Regions from separate parts of the Mus musculus genome. Here region 2 is linked to region 1. The links are chromatin loops, found by intact Hi-C in ENCODE. Cell type or tissue: heart. All regions are shown on one strand. Each heading gives the region's core, and the rest is flanking DNA. Links, peaks and the distances in the headings are about the cores only.

What was found. Hi-C counts contacts between places; a loop is a spot of excess contacts. Peaks named below come from ENCODE experiments on the same cell type or tissue, not always from the same donor. Only the 100,000 strongest peaks of a DNase experiment are listed, where the experiment ranks them.
Region 2: it touches region 1 in a loop (2.2-fold over the local background); 2 of 42 quality-filtered maps call a loop at or near these places.

The regions. Positions count from the first base shown.
Region 1 is chr11:55,092,278-55,103,275 of GRCm38, reverse strand. Gm2a (GM2 ganglioside activator protein) reads right to left here and starts at 5,291. Exons shown (of 4, transcript NM_010299.3): 1 at 5,032-5,291. The coding sequence starts at 5,112. In heart, for the core only: no CTCF peak of the experiment used is centred there; DNase peaks (open chromatin) are centred at 4,155 and 5,255; H3K4me3 peaks cover 1,742 bases; H3K27ac peaks cover 1,550 bases.
Region 2 is chr11:55,456,112-55,467,109 of GRCm38, reverse strand. It overlaps Atox1 (antioxidant 1 copper chaperone), which reads left to right and starts at 5,902. Exons shown (of 4, transcript NM_009720.3): 1 at 5,902-6,022. The coding sequence starts at 6,017. It also overlaps the pseudogene Gm12235. In heart, for the core only: a CTCF peak has its summit at 6,372; a DNase peak (open chromatin) is centred at 5,809; H3K4me3 peaks cover 2,121 bases; H3K27ac peaks cover 1,973 bases.

The DNA of each region.
Region 1 (10,998 bases), core at 1,735-9,734:
AACATCAGGAATTCATGGTCATCTTCAACTACATAGCCCATGTCAGGCCAGTCTAGATACACAAGACCCTGTTCTGGGGCAGGGCAGGAGAGAGAGAGAGAGAGACTTAGCTAGCTGTATGGGTGCAAGCCCATAATGTAAACACTCAAGGGAAGATGTGGTCATTCTAAACCAGCCTAGGCTACAAAAGAAGGGAGGGAGGGAGGGAGGGAGGAAGGGAGGGAGGGAGAGAGGAATCACCCCTAGCTAAGGAAGTATTGGCAGTGGTGGCTACAGAGAGGAGGAGTCATTATACCTTGGGGGCTTGTGATACTCATAGATAGCCATGTCCTAACCCATGCACATATGAGAAGCAATAATTGGACTCAGTGGGTTATTAAGAGAAGATAAAAATGGCAGGCAGGTGCGCTGGATTGAAAGGGAATGTGGGATTGGATACGATACAGATACATTGTATACAAGTCAATGAATACAGAAAATACTCTATTTAATAATGGTATTAGCCTCATTTAGCTTTGAGGGTACCTTCTCTGAGCTCTGACCCTGCCACCCATTTCTCTCCAGCTAGCTTTGGGAGGTCACCACAAGACAAGCTGCTGAAAGTCACCCTTGTATTCCATGCCCATGAGCCTGATTATGCCCCACCCCTTGTCCAATCCTAGGTCGGCAACAAGGGGGAACAAGGAGAAAGAACACAAGGAGAAACAACAGTAACCCAAGCCTCAGCGTCCAGGGAACAAGACCCACAGGACAAGATCTACAGGAGGTCCCTCAGTGACGAGCAATGACTTTCTCACCTTACACCCACATTCTTACTCCCCTGTCGTGAACCACACCATAGGCACAACCTGAGTCACCCACCACTCCTCTGCAGAGGAACTTCTCAAATCTTCCTCCACGTGACCTAGATCCAACAAATGTGACCACCAGCCCCCAGAACCTTAGGATCTGGGATTCATTCTACACCTCTGTCTGTCTGTTTGTCTGCCTGTCTGCCTGTCTCTCCCTCTCAAAACACACTCACATGCCCCACCCCCAAAACCCCCTACAAAGACACTTAGCACTGCCATTATCCACACACAGCCTTAGAAAATCTGCCAGCCTGGCCTCCATCTTAACCCATTCATAACCATCCGGACCCAGAGAACACCTGATCCGTGCTAGACCACAGCTTCTCTCTGCCAAGCCTTGGAATTATGACACAAGAAGCTGTGTGTGTGACCCTATGGCCAGAGGCAATGTATGTGACCCTTATGACACAAGGCCTGGCACTGCCTTGGGTCAAAAGTTTTAAGGTGGGTTCCAAGCACGTACACTTGCGGCTCAGCTCCAAGTTGAGTTGAGGAGACAAGAGTAAGAGCCCCTCTGTCCTATGGGAAAGGAACACAGAGTCAGTCACCTATATGATCTACTACAGCACTAAAGGAGCCAGGCATGCTGACATACACCAGTCATCCCAGCACTAGGGAGGCTGAGGCAGGAGGATCTCAAGCTTGAAGGCAGCCTGGGCTACATAGTGAGACCCTGTCTTCAAAAAAGAACAAAAGGCAATCTAAGACCAGCAAGACCAGCACAGGGCACATGCCTGTAATCCCAGCACTCGGCTCTGATGTTCAAACTCATCCTCAAACACACAGTGAGCTCATAACCAGCCTGGGATGGAAAACAAGCATCCCAGGGACCTGGGACAGGTATGGCTTTGGAGTGCCAGGCAGGAAGCCTAGGTTCCAGTCAAACAGACCTGGGTTGGAATCCCAGCCTGGAACACATACAATTGGAGTCCTGATTTCTGATTTCCACATCTTTTAAGTAGAGGCATTTTATATCTTCCTCCCAGAACTGTTGCAAGGTGAGAACACGTATGTGACAACTCATGACATTGTGTCAGACACAAAGCATGAGCTGGCTCACTAAAACACAGCCATGTGCCTCCCTGGCCTCTGTTTCCTGCCACCAACTCCGTGAGATCCATGTAAGCCTGTTAAACTCCATGTTCAAGCTTCTTGGCATGGGCTTCTGATTCCTGGAATGAAAGGCCACACTGTGACTAAGAAAGGCAGGGCCAGGGTAGGTACCAGCAGGTATTTTGCTCAAACTTCATTCCATAAGTATTTGTGAAGCGACTATTTCAGGGCCTGGACTGAGGCTTTGTAAACAATAGGAAGCAGTTCTTCCCTGCCTTGTGGGGCTTATAGTCTAGTGTAAATAAGTGTTCCCCAGGCTGGCAGTGTAACTCAGTGGTAGAGAGCTCGCCTAACATGCCTAAAGTCCTGGGTTCAAACCCAAGTACTAGGGGGCAGAAAAAACGGAAAGAAAAGAAGGGAGAGAAGGAGGGAGGGAGGGAACAAAGGAGGATCGACCACATATTAGAGTGCCTGAAGGTGGTGTGGAGAGTAACTCAGGTCTTACTTAGGGTGGTTGAAAGGTGACACTTAAAAACATTCTTTCAGGATGAGAAATTAGCCATCAATACACACAGAGCACAAGCAAAGGCCCTGAGGTAGAAGCTCAGCTGGTTCCAGTACTACAGAAAGGCCAACAGGCTAAACACGTTGAATGAGGGACCTCGCTGAAGAAGGGTAGCAGTCTCATTGATTATAAGCCCTCATAGGTCAAAGAGAGCAAACTGGCCATGTGCAGTAGAACACCTTCGAAAGAAAGTACGGCGCTTGGAGAAGGATGGACTGGGGGAGGAGTGGCTGGTCCTAAGATAAATGAAAAAAAATGGCTAAGTAGTAACCTGGGCTGACAGGGTAGGAGGCTACTTTTTCCAACTCAGCAGCCTGATTCACACCAAGGAGGACTTTGGGTTCAGGGAAGTTTCTAGAGTGTCCTTTTTTAGACTCTTCCACCCTCTCCCATTACCCCTTCCCCCCTGCCCTAGTAGGGGACTTTTCACAAGGTGGTCCTCCACTAGCAGGGCCTGGGCAGCTTCAGCTGTGAGGTACTCCAGCAGCTGAGTCCAGGCTCTTGGGGAAAGGGAGGATAGCGATCAGCAGTATGTACCTCGAACCTGGCAGATGCCATCCCTAGCCTAGATGTGGCTACATAGGCAGAATAGGGGCAGATCCAGGCATGGGTTAAAATCACACACCAACCACTACTGCTCTCACTAACAGATGCTAATTAAGCCCTGGTCTCACTAGCAGACACCTCTGGCATGTTAACCCCTGGAGGTTCAACTTCCTCATTTATTAAGTGAGCATAACTATATCTTCTGTCAGGGTGATGGCAGGAGGAGAAGTCTGTACACAAAGCAACAGGACTCAGCGCCTGAAGGCAGCCAAGCTCATTTAAATGTTCTGCCCCGGGCCTGAGAAGAGAGAGACGATGTGACAGGGATGACAATAGGGAACCCCAGAGCAGGTGCTGGAATAGAGAGGGACATTCATGGGAAACCCAAATAAAGCCTAATTTAGTTCACAGTAAAGGACCCACACTGGCTTGGTTTTAACAAGCACACTGATAATATGGGGTACTAACAAAAGCAATTAGGTAAATACACAGAACTTTATGCTATCCTTATGAATTACTCCAAAATTGGGAGATGGAGACAGGAGGATCAGTATAGTTCAAGGTTATCATTAGCTACTTAGAAGAGTTTAGGCTAGCCTGGACAACAGAGATCCTATCTCAAAAAACAATTTTTTTTAAAAGAGGAAAAGTACAAAGCTCAATCTGCAGCACACAGTAGGTATATAATAAATGACACCTACTATGCAACATAGAGTCTAGTAAGTGCCCAGCACAAAGCCAGTCATATCAGAGTCACTACAGCCCAGGGTCACAGGACCAGTGATACAAGAAGACCCCAGGGTTCTGAAGACTCAGTCACTCACTGGTCACTGCAGACTCAAGTTCTGCGACCATAAGCCTCTAGAGTAAGGTTCAAAAATGTCACTGAGTGATCTTGAGTAAAGTCCTTAACAGCCAAAAGGAGGTTGGTGCCTACAATGCCTGAGTCCCTCCAAATTGCCTATCTGAGCCCCTAAAGTTTGGAATGGCACCCACAGGCAAAGCATACAGGAGAAATGGGGATGTCATCTGCAGGCCTACTGCCTCTAACTGGGCTCCACCTCACAAGGCCGGCTGTGGAACCAAGACCTGAATTCCCACACCAGGAGACGTCAAGAGACAAGCTGAGCCAGGCGTGGTGGCACACGCCTTTAATCCCAGCACTCGGGAGGCAGAGGCAGGCGGATTTCTGAGTTCGAGGCCAGCCTGGTCTACAAAGTCCAGGACAGCCAGGACTATACAGAGAAACCTTGTCTCAAACAACCAAAAAAAAAAAAAAAAAAAAAGAGACAAGCTGACTAGCCTCTGGGACAGTGAGGTCAAAAGGTCCTTCCTCCCACATGTAACATCTCCCTGCATCTGACCAAACAAGGCCAAGGCCATACTGGCCCCAACTGCCCTATTCCTTGGGCATTCTGCAAACCCTCGGTTCATGAAAGCCCTCACCCTATGCTGACATGACATACATTTTATACACTAAAGCTAAGATCGTCCACAACACTTTCCCCCTTTTTTCAGCCGGTCCTGGCAGGAAGGGTCTGGAGGACCTGCACTTTTAGGCCACAACAAAAGGCAATGGGACTGGGCTTTCCCCTCAGAATGACCGAACCCCCCTTTCCCAGTGGTCTGTAGTGCAGGGAATTAGAGACAGGGAAGTAAAAGGCTGTCAGGAGATGGAGGGTCTCAGTGGCACACAGCTAGGTGCTTTGGAATCACACTGCTGGCCCTCAGTAACCTGGTAGCCAAGTTTGAACCTCCGGGCCCAACATTCAACCCTCCTACCAGCAGGAAGACCTCAGAGCCAAGCAGAAAACAGGGAAAGAAGAGGGCCCGGAATGCAGCGAGTCACAGACTGAGAACCTGGGTTTAGGACAAGAGCGTTCGCATCACTGCTCTGCACCCGGAAAGGATGGGTGGGACAGGACGATTCGGAGGAGAGGAGCCCTTCTAGGACAGTCTGGACCCATCAGTCCCGGGATGTCGCTGAAGGCCTGCTCCAGGATCGGGGACACTCACGCGCTTCGGGACGAGGCGCGCAGGGGCGACGGAGCCTGCGAGCAGCAAGCCCAGCAGGAGCAGCAGCGGTAGACGGTGCATGGCGATGGTCCTCCGTGTCGGTCTAGGCAATGCGACTCACGGCTGCCTTTAAAGACAGCAGGTCGCTAATGCACAGCCTGGCTGCGCTCAGCGCTCCGCCCCGCGGGGCTGAGATTGCAGGCCCTAGGCGGGACTTCTCCGGCCACGCCCCAAACACCACCTGCTTCAGCCCCACCCTCAACGGCCTACTGCAGGGGCAGAGCCAGCGGAGGAAGGGGCGGAGCTGAGTTCTGAGGAAAAAAAAAAAAAGGTTCTGCGAAAGAGGCGGGGTCGATTGAGGGCGGGGCTGAGGGAAGGAGCGAGGCTAAGAGGACGGAGAAGGGCGGAGCGCGAGGGGCGGGACTGCGGGAGGGGTGGGGCTAAGAGGCGGGAGGGACAGGGCCGAGTGCTAGGGCGGAGCTGAATGCAGAAGCAGGGCTCCACACGCGGTTGGGTGAGGATGATAGGCGAGATGGGCGGGGCTTGTTGGGCGGGGCGGGGCGAAGTTCTGGAGTGTTTTTCAAGGTTCAGTTTTTTCCTTCCTAGGTTCCTCTCTACACAGAGAGAAAGCTCCCTGCCAGTTTCCTGCTCATATTGTAACTCCTGGCATGTGGTTGTTGGCATTTAACAGCATCTAAAGCGCTGCCAGGTCCTGAGGCTTTTAGACCTGGGAAAGCGCCTGCGCCTAACGATGAGTTTAGGAGATGGTGGTGCTTATCGCTGTCCGCAGTCTTTTCGTTAGACACCAAAGTTTACTTTCCAAAGTACAAAATACCAGAAACGTTGACAGAAAGAACGTCCAACTGTCACCCTTATGGCCCGAGGAGGAGTTCGAGACCTTCACCAAGGCCAAACTGGGCTTTGTCGCTGAAAAGAATTTGAGGACTAGCCTCACGGTGAAGCACAGTTAGTGATTTTATTTAAAATATAGGCTTAAGACATGAGACTTAAGAGACAAAATAGCGCCCGGAACAAAGTTAAGTCACATTGGAAAGTAGGTTTGTGGCCTTCTCAAAGACTCTAGGTCCTAGAGTTCTCATTCTGACTACAAGATTTTAGAAGCCCATCCCTGTTTTTTTATTCAATAACTACGGTTATGGATTGGCTCCAAAGGTACCTTGAGCAGGGTTCCAAGCTGGTTAACTGAAACCAGAAACCACTGAACTTGCACAGGGAGCTGAGTGCCTGTGCTTCTTGGTAAATGGAATTTCTAGTAAGATTGCTAGAAAACTGTAGACTTAACAACTGGGAATGTGGGAGCCTTAAGCAATACTTAATTGTGCAGGGATTCTTGCTTTTCTGCTCCAACCAGATTCCAGGTGAAGGGGCTCCTTCTTATCACCCATGATTTTTTCCCTATCTTCCTTCTGTAAGAAATAAATCACAGGGCTGGAGAGATGACTCAGCAGTTAGGAGCACTGACTGCTTTTCCAGAGGTGCTGAGTTCAATTCCCAGCAACCACATCGTGGTTCACAACGGTTTATAATGGGATCCGATGTCCTCTTCTGCTGTGTCTGAAAACAGCAATCAGTGTACTCGCATACATGAAATAAATAAATAACTTTTTTTTAAAAGGAAAGGAAAAAAATAAATCACTGTTCTGCCTTAAGTCTGAGCTACTGAACCTGTCAGAGTTACAGATTAAGCAAGAGGCTCAAAGAACCTCTCTCCACTTAGCAGGTGGCTGTCACATGTTGTAAACTGAACCTTGAGCAGGGGGTGGGGTAGGGCACGCCTTTAATTCCAGCACTTGGGAGGCAGAGGCAGGCGGATTTCTGAGTTCAAGGCCAGCCTGCTCTACAGAGTGAGTTCCAGGACAGCCAGGGCTACACAGAGAAACTCTGTCTCAAAAAAAAAAGAAGAAGAAGAAGAAGAAGAAGAAGAAAGAAAGAGAGAGAGAAAGAGAGAGAGAGAGAGAGAGAGAGAGAGAGAGAGAGAAAGAAAGAAAGAAAGAAAGAAAAAAATTGAACCTTGAAAAGCTGTAGGCAGTCCTCTGAGCTCATCTTTAGTAAAGGGGGCATTCTCAAGCCCCAAGATGGTAATTTTAGATAAGATTGTCCTAAACCAACAGGATGAACAACTCAGGGAGGTGCAATGATTGTACCTGAGTCCCAAATTACGCGAGAGAAAGGGAAGGAACTTCTCTGCATCAGGACTTAAAACCACTGTCTTTCATCAGTTCAACAAGCCAGCTAGATTTGCTTTTTCTCTATGCCCCTTTCTGCAGAATGTTAAAAAATAAATAAATAAAGATTCATTTTCATGACTTTGATTAGTTATAGAGTGAGGGTCTTGGTTCTCCTTTCTCCTTTTTCTTGCCTCAAAAATATTCCTAAAATTAGATGTGGGACTATAACTTTTAGTTACTAATGAATAGCCAGCACCTGACAAGACTGTCTTTTTTTTTTTTTTTTTTTTTTTTTTGGGTTTTTGAGACAGGGTTTCTCTGTGTAGCCCTGGCTGTCCTGGAACTCACTTTGTAGACCAGGCTGGCCTCGAACTCAGAAATCCACCTGCCTCTGCCTCCCAAGTGCTGGGATTAAAGGCGTGCACCACCACGCCCGGCAAGACTGTCAATTTTTAATGTGTCCTAAGCTACATTTTGTTTTATTCATTCTGTGTGCCTGTCTAGTTTCCCCTTTGTTCATATTAGAATACATTTCATATCATTAAAAACATGACATTGGTTCATCTCTATTAACTAGGCTGCATACTTTACCCAATGGTTCTGTCACACTAAACTCTCTCCTTCATCACGCACAGATGCAAGTCAAGGACCAGAAGAGAGAAGCCCTTTCCCACTGTCACATAGCAAAGTGAAGAGAGGTCATTCATACTGTGGCTGGTCTCACAGGTTGTAGGGGTTGTCTGTGTGGCCTTACCCTTAGATAGAGAGGACTACAGTCCTAGCTCTGAACTGTTACAGCATATTTGATCACACTGTGAACCCTGAGATTGTGTTATTTGCTGGAAACACCTGTTTTAGTTGTGGTGGGGCACAACCTTAGCACATACCTTTAATCAAAGAGGTTTCTGCTTGAATATTGTAAACAGGATTAAATAAAGTAAAGTACAGGTTAATAGACTGAACAAGCAACCAATTGATGAAGAGGAAGCATCTTATATTATTAAGAGAAAAACAGAGAGTAAGAGGGAGTCAGGAGGACAGAGAGAGGCACAGGACATAGAAAGGAGGAACGTTCAGTTTGAAGGAGGTTTTTTGAGCAGGCTTTCACCCCAACATCTGGCTCCCGAATCTCTTCATTGGTAAAAATTGAACAATTGAGATTTTGTTTTAAAAAGAAAAAAAAAAAAAAACCACTGGTCATGCTGGAATATTATTCATTCTTTTACACAGTTGCCAAGTCCCCTCACCCGCATCACTCACTTCCTCCTGACCCCTAACCCTCCATCTTCTCTGCCTGACAACCCTCCAGCATCACACAGGTAGGTGAAGGGACACATTCCTTCAGGTTGGTACTCCCACATGAATGGCTTTGAAGGAAATTCTAGAATCCCACAGACGCCATGACTGGAAAGCAAGCCATAACAACAATGGAAAGAGAGATGGGACAGGCTTGTTCAGCAGGCTGTATTCTGGCCCTGCCCCATTACTGCTATAGAAGAGTGGTCAGGGGCCTCAGCTCTCTGACTTCAATTTTCTATTTGCAAAATGAGGATTTAAAAATCATAAGGATGCAGGTGAAGGTGTAGTTCGTTTGATAAAGTGTTTGCATAGTATGCACAAGGCTCTGTGTTCCAGCCTAGCACCATATAAACTGGGCATGGTGGTACCTGCTTGTGATTCTAACACTTGTGAAGTACAAGCAGAAGGATCGGAAGTTCAAGGTCAACCTCAGCTCCCTGTGGAGTTCTGAGTCTGCTTGGAGTGTGTGAGACCTTGATACAGCTAAATATATCAGCAAGTAAATATATCATAAGGAAGATGATTCTGTAATAAGCTCTCTTATGCACTGACAGATTTGACAACTGGACAAAATAAAGGCCCTGTCCACACCCCTCAAGGCTCATCCCATCCTCCTCACATCTGGAGTCTTAGTGATGAGCAGTAGCAACTAAAGAAATCAACAGATGATACGAGACCAAGCAAGAGTCCCCAAAGACGAAAACTTCCATTAAAGCAATATAAAGTGGGGGTGCGTGCCTTCCTGAGTCAGCGGGGAAGCATCTGTGGAGGTTGACTTTGCCTTTTCTTGGTTAAAACGAGAATCATTGAGAGATGAGCAGACCTGAAAGCCAGTATCCTGACAATCAGGCAGTGGCTTCTAGCCAAGGCTGCACAACACCACTCTGGGAAGCTGTTCTCAGAGCGCTACTGCAGGACAGCTTCAGGCATCTCCATCTCCAGAGCTGGGACTTCTTCATTAACATAAAGGAGAACTGGGGACACAGCTCAATGGCAGAGCAGCTAGCTACCTAGCATGCCTGGGAACCCAGGTCTGATCTGAGCACCACAAACAAACATAAAAACTGGGGATGGAATATAGGTAAGTGGTCACACACTTGCCTGAAGCCCTAGCTTAGATCTACAGCCCCACAAAAGAGAAATACACAAATGTATATGCAGGGTGTGGTGGTGTATGTCTGTAGCAATACCCCCATGAGCCTCCTGCCTCCATATTCTCACATGTTTATTTGGGTTTTTTGTTTTGGTCTGGTATTGGGTCTCGCTAGTTGGCCTGGAACTTGCTGTGTAGAGCAGGCTGGTCTTGAATTTACAGAGATCCACCTGCCTCTGTCTCCCAAGTGCTGGGATCAAAGGTGTGCACCACCACATCCAGCTTTTCTTTCCACTCAAGTTGTTTACCTCTTGGTTTAAGATGAGATAACAGCTCTTATCTCCACATCACCTGTTGGTGTACTTTTATAACCCAGCACTCCAGAGGTCGAGGCACATTGCCAGGAATTTGAAGCCAACCTGGCCGACGTAGTGAGTTCCAGGCCTTAGACAATGGTTACTTCACTAAATCAGAGTTGTTCTCTCAGTATCGATGGTGTTTCTGTCACCGCCAACATTAAGCAAAGTCCGGAACTAAAGTATTTTCTTCCCACCACAATCCATACCATGTAGTTCCCATACCATGTAGAAACTCTACCACTAAACTACACTCCAACTCCCTTCTAGTGTTACAAACACACACACACACACACACACACACACACACACACCCAGGCCTGAAGGAACAAATGTAACAGAAACTCTGGAAACAAAATAACCAAAAGTGATTAGATGGCTGAGTGTGGTAACTCCTATATCCAGTGCTTGGGAGGTTGAGACAGGAGGATTGCTTCATGTTTCAGCTTGGATTCTAGGCTAGCTAGAACTACATGGCGAGACCCTGTCTTAAAAGCAGGAGTGCGGCTGGGTGGTGGCATGTGACTTTAATCCCTGCACTTTGGAGGCAGAGGTAGGCAGATATGGGTGAGTTTGAGGCCAGCCTGATCTACCTTAGTGAGTTTCAGGACAACCAGAGTTACATAGTTAGACCTGTCTAAAAAAAACCAACAGACACACCACAATCACCACCATCACCACCACTGCCACAAGCAACAACAACAACAAACAGCAGCAGCATAAAAGCAGGGTTGGTGCAGCAAGATGGTCCAGTGATTAGAAGTGCTTGCTCTCAAGCGGGACACCATGAGTTTGGTTCCCAAGACCCACCTGGTGGAGAGAATTAACTCTCACAGTTGTTCTCAGACTTATACTTGTATGCTGTGACACACAAGAGCCAATAAATAAAAGAGAGGTGAGGAAACATCCTTTGGATTTTCACATTTATAAGAAGATAATTATAATCAATATTGTCCCCAAAAGAAGACAAAATCCTAAAACAACAACAATAAACAGAACATGGGCTGGAGAGACAGCTCAGTGGTTAGGG
Region 2 (10,998 bases), core at 1,978-9,977, 360 kb before region 1:
TACATGCATGTGAAGTGTTTCATTCAAGGCCACCCTATTCCTTCTCCCCCTAATTCCATGGGGTTCCCACTGGGTTCATATAGTACTGCCACTATGTGCATGGACGTAGGACAATCTACTGGAGCAATGGGGGCCTATCTGGTGCCCTCCACCTGAGGAAACCTGACCTTCTCTCTCCTAGTAACCAGTTGCCAGTAGCTCCTCAGCTAAGGGTAAAACTGCTGAGCATCCTCTGGCTAGACTTCTCCCAGGTGCATGCTGTCACTGTCACTGTAGGTTCATATGGGCAGATGCCCTGTTGTGTCCTGAATCGTCCCACTGTCTCTGCCCCCATTCCACAAAGAGCCATAAAAGGTAATACTGGCATCCCATTTAGGGCTGAGAACTCCACAGTCTCTTATTCTAGCGTGCTGATCAAATCATGAGTCTCTGTGTTCACCACCGTCTACTGCAAAAAGAAGCCTCTCAATGAGAGGGAAAAAGTTTTTGTAAAGCCAATGATCGCACACAGGCCCTGAGGTCTTCCAATCGTGGGGTTGGAGTTAGGGCTGGGGGTGGAGGCGGGGGCAGTCCTCTATAGATTTCATGAAACTCTGTAAACAAAGGCTTACTATGGGCTGGTGAGATGGCTCAGTGGGTAAGAGCACTGACTGCTCTTCCAAAGTTCCTGAGTTCAAATCCCAGCAACCACATGGTAGCTCACAACCATCTGTAATGAGATCTAACGCCCTCTTCTGGTGTGTCTGAAGACAGCTACATTGTACTTACATAATATAATAATAAATAAATCTTAGAAAGAAAGAAAGAAAGAAAGAAAGAAAGAAAGAAAGAAAGAAAGAAAGAAAGAAAGAAAAGAAAAGAAGGGCTGGTGAGATGGCTCAGTGGGTAAGAGCACCCGACTGCTCTTCCGAAGGTCCAGAGTTCAAATCCCAGCAACCACATGGTGGCTTACAACCATCCGTAACAAGATCTGACTCCCTCTTCTGGTGTGTCTGAAGACAGCTACAGTGTACTTACATACAATAATAAATAAATTAAAAAAAAAAAAAGAAAAGAAAGAAAAGAAAAGAAAGAAAGAAAAGAAAGAAAGAAAAGAGAGAAAGAAAAGAGAGAAAGAAAAGAGAGAAAGAAAAGAGAGAAAGAAAAGAGAGAAAGAAAAGAGAGAAAGAAGAGAGAAAGAAAAGAGAGAAAGAAAAGAGAGAAAGAAAAGAGAGAAAGAAAAGAGAGAAAGAAAAGAGAGAAAGAAAAGAAAGAAAGAAAAGAAAGAAAGAAAAGAAAGAAAGAAGGAAAGAAAGAAAACTTACTACAGGGCAGCATCCTTTGTAACAGAGAGAAGTCAAAGCTAGGTATCTTGTTGCAGGCCCAGAGTACTACCACTGTGGAAGTAGGATTACCACTCTACGTGGGAGAAAGAAAGAAAGAAAGAAAGAAAGAAAGAAAGAAAGAAAGATAGTTGTCAGACATAATAACACTAACAAATACAATAACACAATCTCCACTTCCAAGGGGCAGCGGGGCAGCCACCAAATCATCCATCAGATGAGTCTACAGGTATCAGTACAGAGCTGTCCAAAAGACCTAGAGCAAAGAAGCAGGCAAAACAGATACATTATGCCAGGCATAAGACAGGTCAGCATGGCAGAAGCTCCCATGGAAACACTGAAGAGCCAGGGCTGTCCAGGCCCGCCTATGTCTGTGTCTTTGCACTGGCAAGGAAGAAGTTGAGTCACAAGAAACAGTTAATGATTACCGAGAGCGGGATGTACTTTGTCCCAGTGGAGAAAACAGGTTTAGATTCCATTCTGTACCCTTTGCCACTGTGATTTTTTTTTTCTGTTTAATTTTTTTGCTGTTTTATTTGAGTCAGGGTCAAACAGTCTGGCCATTAACTTCTGACTGTTGGCAGGACCTCCCAAACCTATGACATCATATAGGCGACAGCGCACCTGCAGCATATTCCCAGAATCCTCTTGGCTTACCTACCTTTACCTGCGTTATGTCATTTTCCATATAAATAAGGAGAACGCCCCCTCCCCTTTCTCTTCCCCCTCCTCCCCTCTTCTCTTTCTGCTGCCATCTTGTCTCCCTCCCAATAAAACCTCTTCCACGTGGTACTGTCTTGGCTTAGTCTCGACCGGCCATTCTAACACATCACTGACCCTCCTGTCTTCACCTTCCAACTGCTAGGATGACAGGCGCGGATCGCCGTGTTCCGCTCGTGAATATGCTCACATCATGGCCTGCCTGTAGAGGTCAGAGGACAACAAGACTGCACCTGTTCCCTCATCCTACCATATGGGGCCTGAGGATGAATCTCAGATTGTTGCAGTCACCTGGGCCCATACTATAAATATCTTTTTGTTGTTGTTTTGGGACAAGATCATACCATGTAGCCTTGATGGGCTTGGAACTTGATATGCAGACATACTGGTGTTGGATTCATAGGAGACCTCTGCCTCCTCAATGATGAGATTAAAGGTGTGTATCTTCACTTTAGGCCTGGGGTTAGGAGTTTGAGCCCATCTTGAGCTACATAGTAAGATCTTGTCTCAAAAATTAATTAACTAAGTGAAAGAAAAGAAAAAAAAATAGTAAAATAAACCAGGACAACAAGAGCTCTTTCCACAGTCTAAAGAGTTTGATTCCAGGCACCCATCACAGGAGAGAAGCCACTCATGCAAGCTGTCCCCTGACCTCCAGGCACACACCACCATGGCTAATCAGTGCGTAACACACACACAATAATATTTACAATTTTTTATGGCTTTTTTAAAAAGTTTATTTATTTTATGTATATGAGTACACTGTAGCTGTCTTCAGGCACACCAGAAGAGGGCATTGGATCCCATTACGGATGGTTGTGAGCCACCATGTGGTTGCTGGGATTTGAACTCAGGACCTCTGGAAGAACAGCCAGTGCTCTTACCCACTGAGCCATCTCTCCAGCCCCTACAATTTTTTAAAAATTATTTTTTAAGAGTCCCTGTGGCCTGTCAGTCGCGTGCAGGGAAGATTTGTCTTCTAGTCACACCGAGCTGGTCGCTGGGTTTGTCAAAGGACATCAGCTGCAGAGTTTGTGATTTGGGTGCAGATTAAAGTCATGGCTGGTCCAGAAAGTGATGGCCAATTCCAGTTCACCGGTATTAAAAGTATTTCAACTCTTTCACCCTCACAGGTAGAATAAATTGTGTCCCGGCCATATACGGAGGCATTGCTTTGTTGGTCTTATACTTCAAGTTAAGGCCTAAAACAACTCTAGCTGTGAAAGCAAGAGAAATGGACTTGGAAATGTCTGACCTCATCTGTTAAGTCCCGTGCCTGAAGGAGCTGATGTGAATCCACTATGTAAAACTCAATTTGTACAAGAAATTATGAACCTGGAAAAAATATTTTTTAAATTTAAAATTAAAACCTTACATGGGTGGAGGTGGTGGCTCACGCCTTTAATCCCATCACCCAGGAGGCAGAGGCAGGCAGATCTCTGAGCCCCAGGGCAGACTAGTCTAAAGACTGAATTCCAGAACAGCCAGAGTTATACAAAAGAAACCCTATGTCGAAGATGGATGGATGGATGGATAGATAGATAGATAGATAGATAGATAGATAGATAGAATAACCTTTTCCCTTGTTCTGAGAGGCAGTCAATCAATCTAGCAAAACTTTAAATGGCAGACAATTCCTCACATACCAATTTGTTCTATTTTTAATTTTAGGGAACTGTGTGTGGTGACATCGCAACACTAGGTGCATTAAGGCCAGAAGCAAGCTGTACATCATCAGGTGAGGACTCTCAGTGAGGCATGTCAAGGGCAAGTAAAGAAAGTTGACTTCAGGAGATGAAATAAAGATGGCTTCCCTTCCCCCAGAATAAGTCTGGGGCCATCAGTGCTCAGCACTAGCTCCGTGGCTCTTGCATCAGCCTCTGGGACATTTCTGTCATGGACAGCTAGACGGAAGGTCCTTGTTCTCTAGAAGTTATGTGGAGTTGGAGCAAGGAGGCAGAGAGTGGTATCAGTTCCCTTTGGGGATATAGATGCTTTCCCAGAAGCCTCCCAGCCAGAACGTTCTGCAGGGGGACCTGTTTCTCGGACACTTATGTCTTAACCTTCTGGACAGTTGAATCTTCTCACATCCATCACACTTTTGTATCAGGGTGAAGGGTTATTAGTGCTTGGGACATGGTGTTTTGTAGTGTAGACTGGCTTTGAACTTTCAGCAATCCCCCTGCTTCCAATTCTTTTTGTTGTTGTTTGTTTGTTTTTGTTTTTGTTTTGGGGGGGTTGAGACAGGGTTTCTCTGTGTAGCCCTAGCTGTCCTGGAACTCACTCTGTAGACCAGGCTGGCCTCAAACTCAGAAATCCGCTTGCCTCTGCCTCCCGAGTGCTGGGAGCAAGGCGTGCACCACCATCGCCCAGCCTATTATGTTCTTACATTTATTTTATTTTAGTTCATTTTATTTAAGACAGGTTCTCATGAGGCTCAGACTGGCCTCCAATTCATAAATCCCCTGCCTCAGCCTCTGGAGTGTAGGGGGAATGCTTGTTTTTTTTTTTTTTAAGATTTATTTATTTATTATATGTAAGTACACTGTAGCTGTCCTCAGACACCCCAGAAGAGGGCATCAGATTTCGTTACGGATGGTCGTGAGCCACCATGTGGTTGCTGGGATTTGAACTCGGGACCTTTGGAAGAGCAGTCGGCGCGCTCTTAATTACTGAGCCATCTCGCCAGCCCCGGGAATGCTTGTTTATAGACACATGTGTGCCACCCTTACCCCATCCAGCTAGTCTTAGATTCTTAGGCTTTCCCCTGTTAGCCAACTTCTTATAACTTTTATGTTCAAATTATAGCATGGTTTCAGACTGAACCCATCCTGACACACAAAATGGCAGATTGCCTACTTAGTTTAGGGATCTCCTCTCAGCCTCCAGCTCAAGGACACAAATGGCTGGTAGAGGAGATAGATCCAGTCGGTTGGTCCTTCTGGCACTCTTGAGGAAGCCAATCTTCTTCATGGGTGTCAGTTACCCATGCAGTAACTCGGTTTACTGGGGCTGCCATAATTGGGTGGGAAGGACGCAGTCTCATGGGTTTTTTGTTTTGTTTTGTTTGTTTGTTTGTTTGTTTGTTTTTTGCATAGCCCTGGAGCTTGCTCTGTAGACCAGGCTGGCTTTGAACTTAAGAGATCCACCTGCCTCTGCCTCCAGAGGGCCAGGATTGAAGGAAGGCATGACCACCACCTGGCCCAGCTCTGCCTCAACTTTTCAAGCACTGGGATTACAGTTGTGAATTTATCTACTATGTGCCTTAAATTTGGATTTCTTTTTTAATATGTTTTTTCAGGAAAGGGTCTCAAGAAGTCCAGGATGCCCTTGAACTTTGCAGCCGCAGTAAGCCTTGAACCCAGAAATCTTCTGCCTCAGCCACGTTAGTATCCGGGTCAACAGGCCTGGCGCCCTAGGTCAGGCCACTGTAGTTTAGGGACTGAGTTGAGTGGTAAGCAAGAGAGATGGTCCCTTTAGGGAGATGCCAGATCTTTTATTCCCAGAGCCTTGGCCTTGCATTCCCTAGCCCTGTTTCAGAAATGACCCAGCAGAAAACGCAGGTCTGGCCTCCACAAGATAGCCTTAGCTTGACCTCAAAAAAGCCTGGCCTTTCCGCGTCCGGAGGGGCGTGACCTAACCCAAAAGAGAGGCGGGACCTAGTGAAATATTCATATCGAAAGGCACGGTAAGCAAGAGGAGGCCAGCCCAAGGGAGGAACCTAGCTCTAACTGGACCGGAAGGGACAGGGAATTTAGCAGATCCTTCCTCAAAGGGCCGGGCCTTGACGAAGCTAGCCCCGGAAGAGGCGGGGCATAAGTGGAGCCCAGCCCTAGGGCGGGGCCTGGCCGAAGGATGGGTTGGCCTGAGGGCGGGGCTTTCAGGAGCGCTCTCCGGAAGCGCAGCTTTGGTGTCCGGGAGAGGAGTTCCAGTCGTCGTCGCCGCTGCCACTGCCCGTGTGTGCCGCGTCAGTCATGCCGGTAAGTGGCCGTTCGACCCGCGGGAACTTCTGTCTCCAGCCCGGATGCACTGTTTCCGAGCCCGACGCTGCTGTCAGGGCGCAGGCCGTGGCCAGAGCTGCAGTCGTTTCTCAGTTTACCTTCCGCACGGTCCTCCGGCTTCGGGACCCTCCGGAAAGCTGCAGAGAGCAGTGTAGTGCAGAACACAGGCCTCCGGATCGCCCTAGAGAGTCTTCGAGAGGCAGCCCCATCCTTTTCTGCATAATGGGGAAACTGAGGCAGGGAGGTAGGGCAGAGAACCCATATAGGAATGCGGGTACCTGGCCTTTCCACATGCATACCCTGCCGCCTGCAGGCTTTCCAGAGAAGCATGTCTCTGTTCATCTCTCCTGCCCACACTGCCCTGCTTCCACTTCAGCACTGGGCCGACAGGGTACTTTCTTCCCCAACCAGGAATCCCAAAGCTCAGAGCAGAGTTTAAGGAGCCGAGAGCAGCGCTTATCTTGCCTTTGAAATCACCCCACTCCTTTGCATGGCGGCTTCTAGTCTCATTGCTTAATTTAAAATGAAGGCCTTACATGAGGCCTTGGCACATTACACAAGAAGAGAAGAAAAACCCCAGTGCTTGCTGGAAAGCGTTTATTGTTGGGAGCTAGCTAGGTAGGTAGGATACAAGATGGAGCCAGACCACCTGGGAAGTGCTGGGCAAAACCAGTTGTACTTGTTTGGGGGCAAGCTCTAATCTCAACTGAGTTCCGGAGATGCTGGTCTAGAGTTGTGGAGTGGAGAGCATTTTCCTCCCAGTGCCTCTCAACCCAGAGGTCTCCCAGGAGTATTCTGTGTTTTAGCAGCTTATCTTCTGGGAATGAACCTGAGGCTTCTTCCTGGTACAAATCCTTAAACCTCTCAGGTGTCATTCTTGTGGTTCCTGCCCATTGTCTTCAGACCCTGTCTGCACAAAGCACAGACCAAAAAAAAAAAAAAAACTTGGTAAAGTCCATCCTGCCAGTCAAGCTAGTCCATGTGACAGACTCCTTGGTGACCTCAGGATTCCAGAGTGGAGGCTGCCCGGCTGCTCTTCAGAGGGCAGCAGTGAAGGAAAAAAATAGCTTGAGGGCCTCTCTGTTCTGTGTCTGCCTCTGGGGACACAGGATTTAATGGGAGATGAACAGGCACCTTATCAAGACAAATTGCTAAGTGCAGGGAGGTATTGGTCAAGTGCTACCTCCAATCTAGCCAGGGAAGTAAGTCTTACCCAAGATAGTTTGCAGACCAAAGCTTAACCCAGAAACCTGAAAGTTTGCCCTTGGCTTGCCAGCTGGGCAGCCTCAGGCAAGTTGTTCTGCCTCTCTGAGCCTTTGTCTCCTCATCTGTAAAATCAGGACTGAAAACAGACCTTTCAGGACTGAGGTTGGTATTAACTGGAGTTATATCATCATATTTAACACAGCTAGTGACCCATCTGTCCCCAAGGAGTAGTGACTCTTATGTTGATGTAGGTCGAGTGGGGTAGAACTGGGTAGGCAGGCTTCCACTCCAATTTAACATGGGTCTCACTGGTTAAAAGTTCAAGTCTTGTGTCCTCTCTCCAGCCTAGGCCTTCCTACTCATGAGCTGTGTCTCCTGGGGTCAGTATTTAACCCCGGAGCTTCAGCCTTCTGATCTCTCACAAGGTAGAGTTTCCTGGCTTTTTGAATCATTGTAGCGATTAAAGGAGACATAAAGGAGACAGTGTAACAAGGTGTGAGAGAGTCGGGCACATCAGAGATGTGCAGATACTAGTAAACAGGACTCTAAGACACCAGTGTTCAAAGACTCAGCGTCCTCTAGAGGAATAGTGTCCTCCTCTTCCTCTTTCTCCTCCCCCTCCTACTCCCCCTCTATTCTCACTCTTCCAGTTCTAGTGTCTATAAAAGAATCATACCACTTACTGGCTTTCTGAAGTAATTAATATATATAATATAGTAATACAACAATATGTAGTATAACAATATATATTATACTTATGAGGATTCATTTTGTTATTATCGTTACCAAACATCACCATAGCCCAGGTTGGCTGTAAGTGAATACCTAGCCCAGGATGACTCTTAAACTCATAGCAATCTTTCTGCCTTAGCTTCTCAAGGGTTGGGTTTGCAGAAGTGAGCTGCCACACCTGGCTTATGGTTTTGTTTTGTGGTGCTAGGTGTTGAATCCAGGGCCTGTGTATACAATGTATGTGCTCTGTCACTGAGCCTCAAACCCAAGACCTAAAGAAAGGATCCTGGGGTCTAGTGGCCCTGGCGAGACACCCAGAAGGTGGAGCAGTTTAGGGAATACCCTTGTGAAGACTGGATCACCCTGTCCCTTAAGCCAACTCTGTGTCATCATGTTTAGTTGCACAATGTGTAGGCAGAGGTAGGGAGCTCTGAGCTGGAACATCGGCCTCCTGGAGCGGACCCCTGACCTCTGACCTCTGTGCTGTGAAAGAAGTCCTTTCCTGCCGTGGTCCTCAGTTTGGAGCTCAGATAACTGTTGACTTTAGCTCCTTGAGCAGCAAAAAATTATCCTCTGAAACTCCATTTCAGAGCTTCTTCTGAGAGTAGCTTGTGGAGCTATGCTAAGATTTGCCTGGAGCAAAGAAAGCCTCTCTCCCCTAGGGCCTTCACACCCATGACCTCATCACCTTAGTGAATCCTGAGCAGAAGGAAATGAATGCTTCTCTTTTCAAGCTAGAAAAATACTGCAGAAAAGGGAACATGAGGGTTGCAGGATGGGTCAGGTTGATGGCCTCTGACATCCCTGGCACACACTCCCACATGCAAATAAGTGAATAATTGTAATTTACTTGCTACGTACTATCTTGTAGCTTTAATTTTATTTGTGTGTGTGTGTGTGTGTGTGTGTGTGTGTGTGTGCGCGCGCGCATGCCACTTGTGTACAGAGACCATAAGAGAGGGCTTCAGATTCCCTGAGAGTGGGAATTACAGTGGTAACTGTAACATCCAACATGGTTCGGGAAACTCAGGTCTCTGGAAGAGTACAAGCAGTCTTAACTACTGAGCCATCAGTCTAGCCCTATTTTTTTATTTTTTGCTTTGCTTCTGAGACAGGGTTTTCCTGTGTATCCTGGAACTCACTCTGTAGACTGGACTGGCCTCAAACTTGGAGATCTGCCTGCCACTGCCTCCAGCGTGCATGGATTAAAGACATGAGCCCACACCCCCCCAGTTTTTTTATTTTTTTAATTATATGCATATACCTGTGTCAATGTGTGGGTATGTGGGTATGAGTGTGGGTGCCTGTGGGGTCCATAAAAAGGCATCAGATCCCCCTGGAGTTATAGTTACAGGCTGTTGTGAGCCTGCTAATGGGGACACTGGGATCCAAACTTGGGTCCTTTGGAAGGACAGTATGAGTTCTTAACTGCTGATTCCTAATCTTCACAAAGGAACTACAGAGGGCCCATGTCTATATTCCTACCATCACATAGCAGCTCATAGCTAGCTTTAACTCCAGTTCCAGAGGATGCTATATCCTCCTTTGAGTTCTGTGAGGTCCTGCACATACCTGGTGTGCATAAACTCATGAAGGCACACACACATATACACATAGACATAATTAAAAAAAAAGTATGCTGGATATAGCGATGCATGACTTTAATCCCGCCTCTGCCTCCCAAGTGCTTGGATTAAATACTAAAGTAATCCTAGTACTGAGATGGCAGAGGCCTGCAGATCTCTGTGAGTCTGTGACCATAAACGCAGTTTCAGACTAGCCGGGGGCCTGATGCCACAAGGTGCCCAAACATGGTTCATTCACAACATTGCATGAAATTACCTTTCGTCTGTGTACATAAATATGATTCATGTTTAGACTCGTTCTATCCCCAAGACAGCTCATTATGTGTATGCGAATATTGCCTCATCAGGGACATTTCTGCTCCCAAGCACTCAGATGAGGCTCACTCAGCTTGTCCTAGAGATATTTTGATGAGCTTCATGGGGAAGGTGGGCGTTGAATTTGGATGTGTTGTTGGGTACCTATTTATGCAGTGCTTGGGTTTCTGAGGCGGGAAGGTAGAGTTTGAGGCTCAGTATGGACAGCATACTGAGTTCCAGGCTAGTCTGGGCTACATAATAAGACCCTGTTCTCAAAGTAGCAGCAACAACAGCAACAAAACAAGGATGGGGCTGGGGGGTGGGGAGCCACTGTTTTGTTCTTGTTATTTTTGTTTGTTTGTTTGTTGTTTGTTATTTTGTTACTGCAGTTATATTACTGGTGGTTGGGATCTTGGGCTGGCTGTTTCTAAGCTCTTGGCTTCTTATTCAGAGTTAAAATAAAGGGGCACGTAGATTACAAAGTAGCACGGAAACTATTCAAAGCAAAACAATGTACTGTCTCAGTATGGGAAGTAAACCCAGGGCTTTATACATGCCAGGCAAGCAATGTACCACTGAATTACAGTCCCAGGGTGGAGGACTTTGAAAAACCTTGTTTTTCAAAATGAAGGGAGAAATGGAAAAGAGTAATTATCAAAATCCAATAACTTTCATCTAGTAGCGCTTAGTCTCATAATCTAATCTTATTAACACATTAACCATCTATTGCCCTTCAATACTTATCCCCAAACCTAGAGTCAGGACCTGGGAATGGCTGAGCAGAGTGAGTAGTAGGCTTGGCTTAGGACCTAACAGAACAACAGTGCAGGCCAGAGGCTTGCCCAGGCTGGTGCAGTCCTTGGCTTTGACCTTGGAGACTCTGTTTCTCACCAGGTAGACCTCTGGATGCATACAAAGTGTCCTTTCACATAGCAACTGGCTTCCTCTAGAGCAGCAGTTCTCAACCTGTGGGTTGCACCCCCTTTGGTGGTTGTATATCATCCTTTGTATCATGTATTTACATTAAGATTCAAAACAGTAGCAAAATTACAGTTATGAAGTAGCAACACAATAATTTTTGGTTGGCTGTCACTACAACATGAGGAACTATATATATTAAAGGGTCGCAGCATT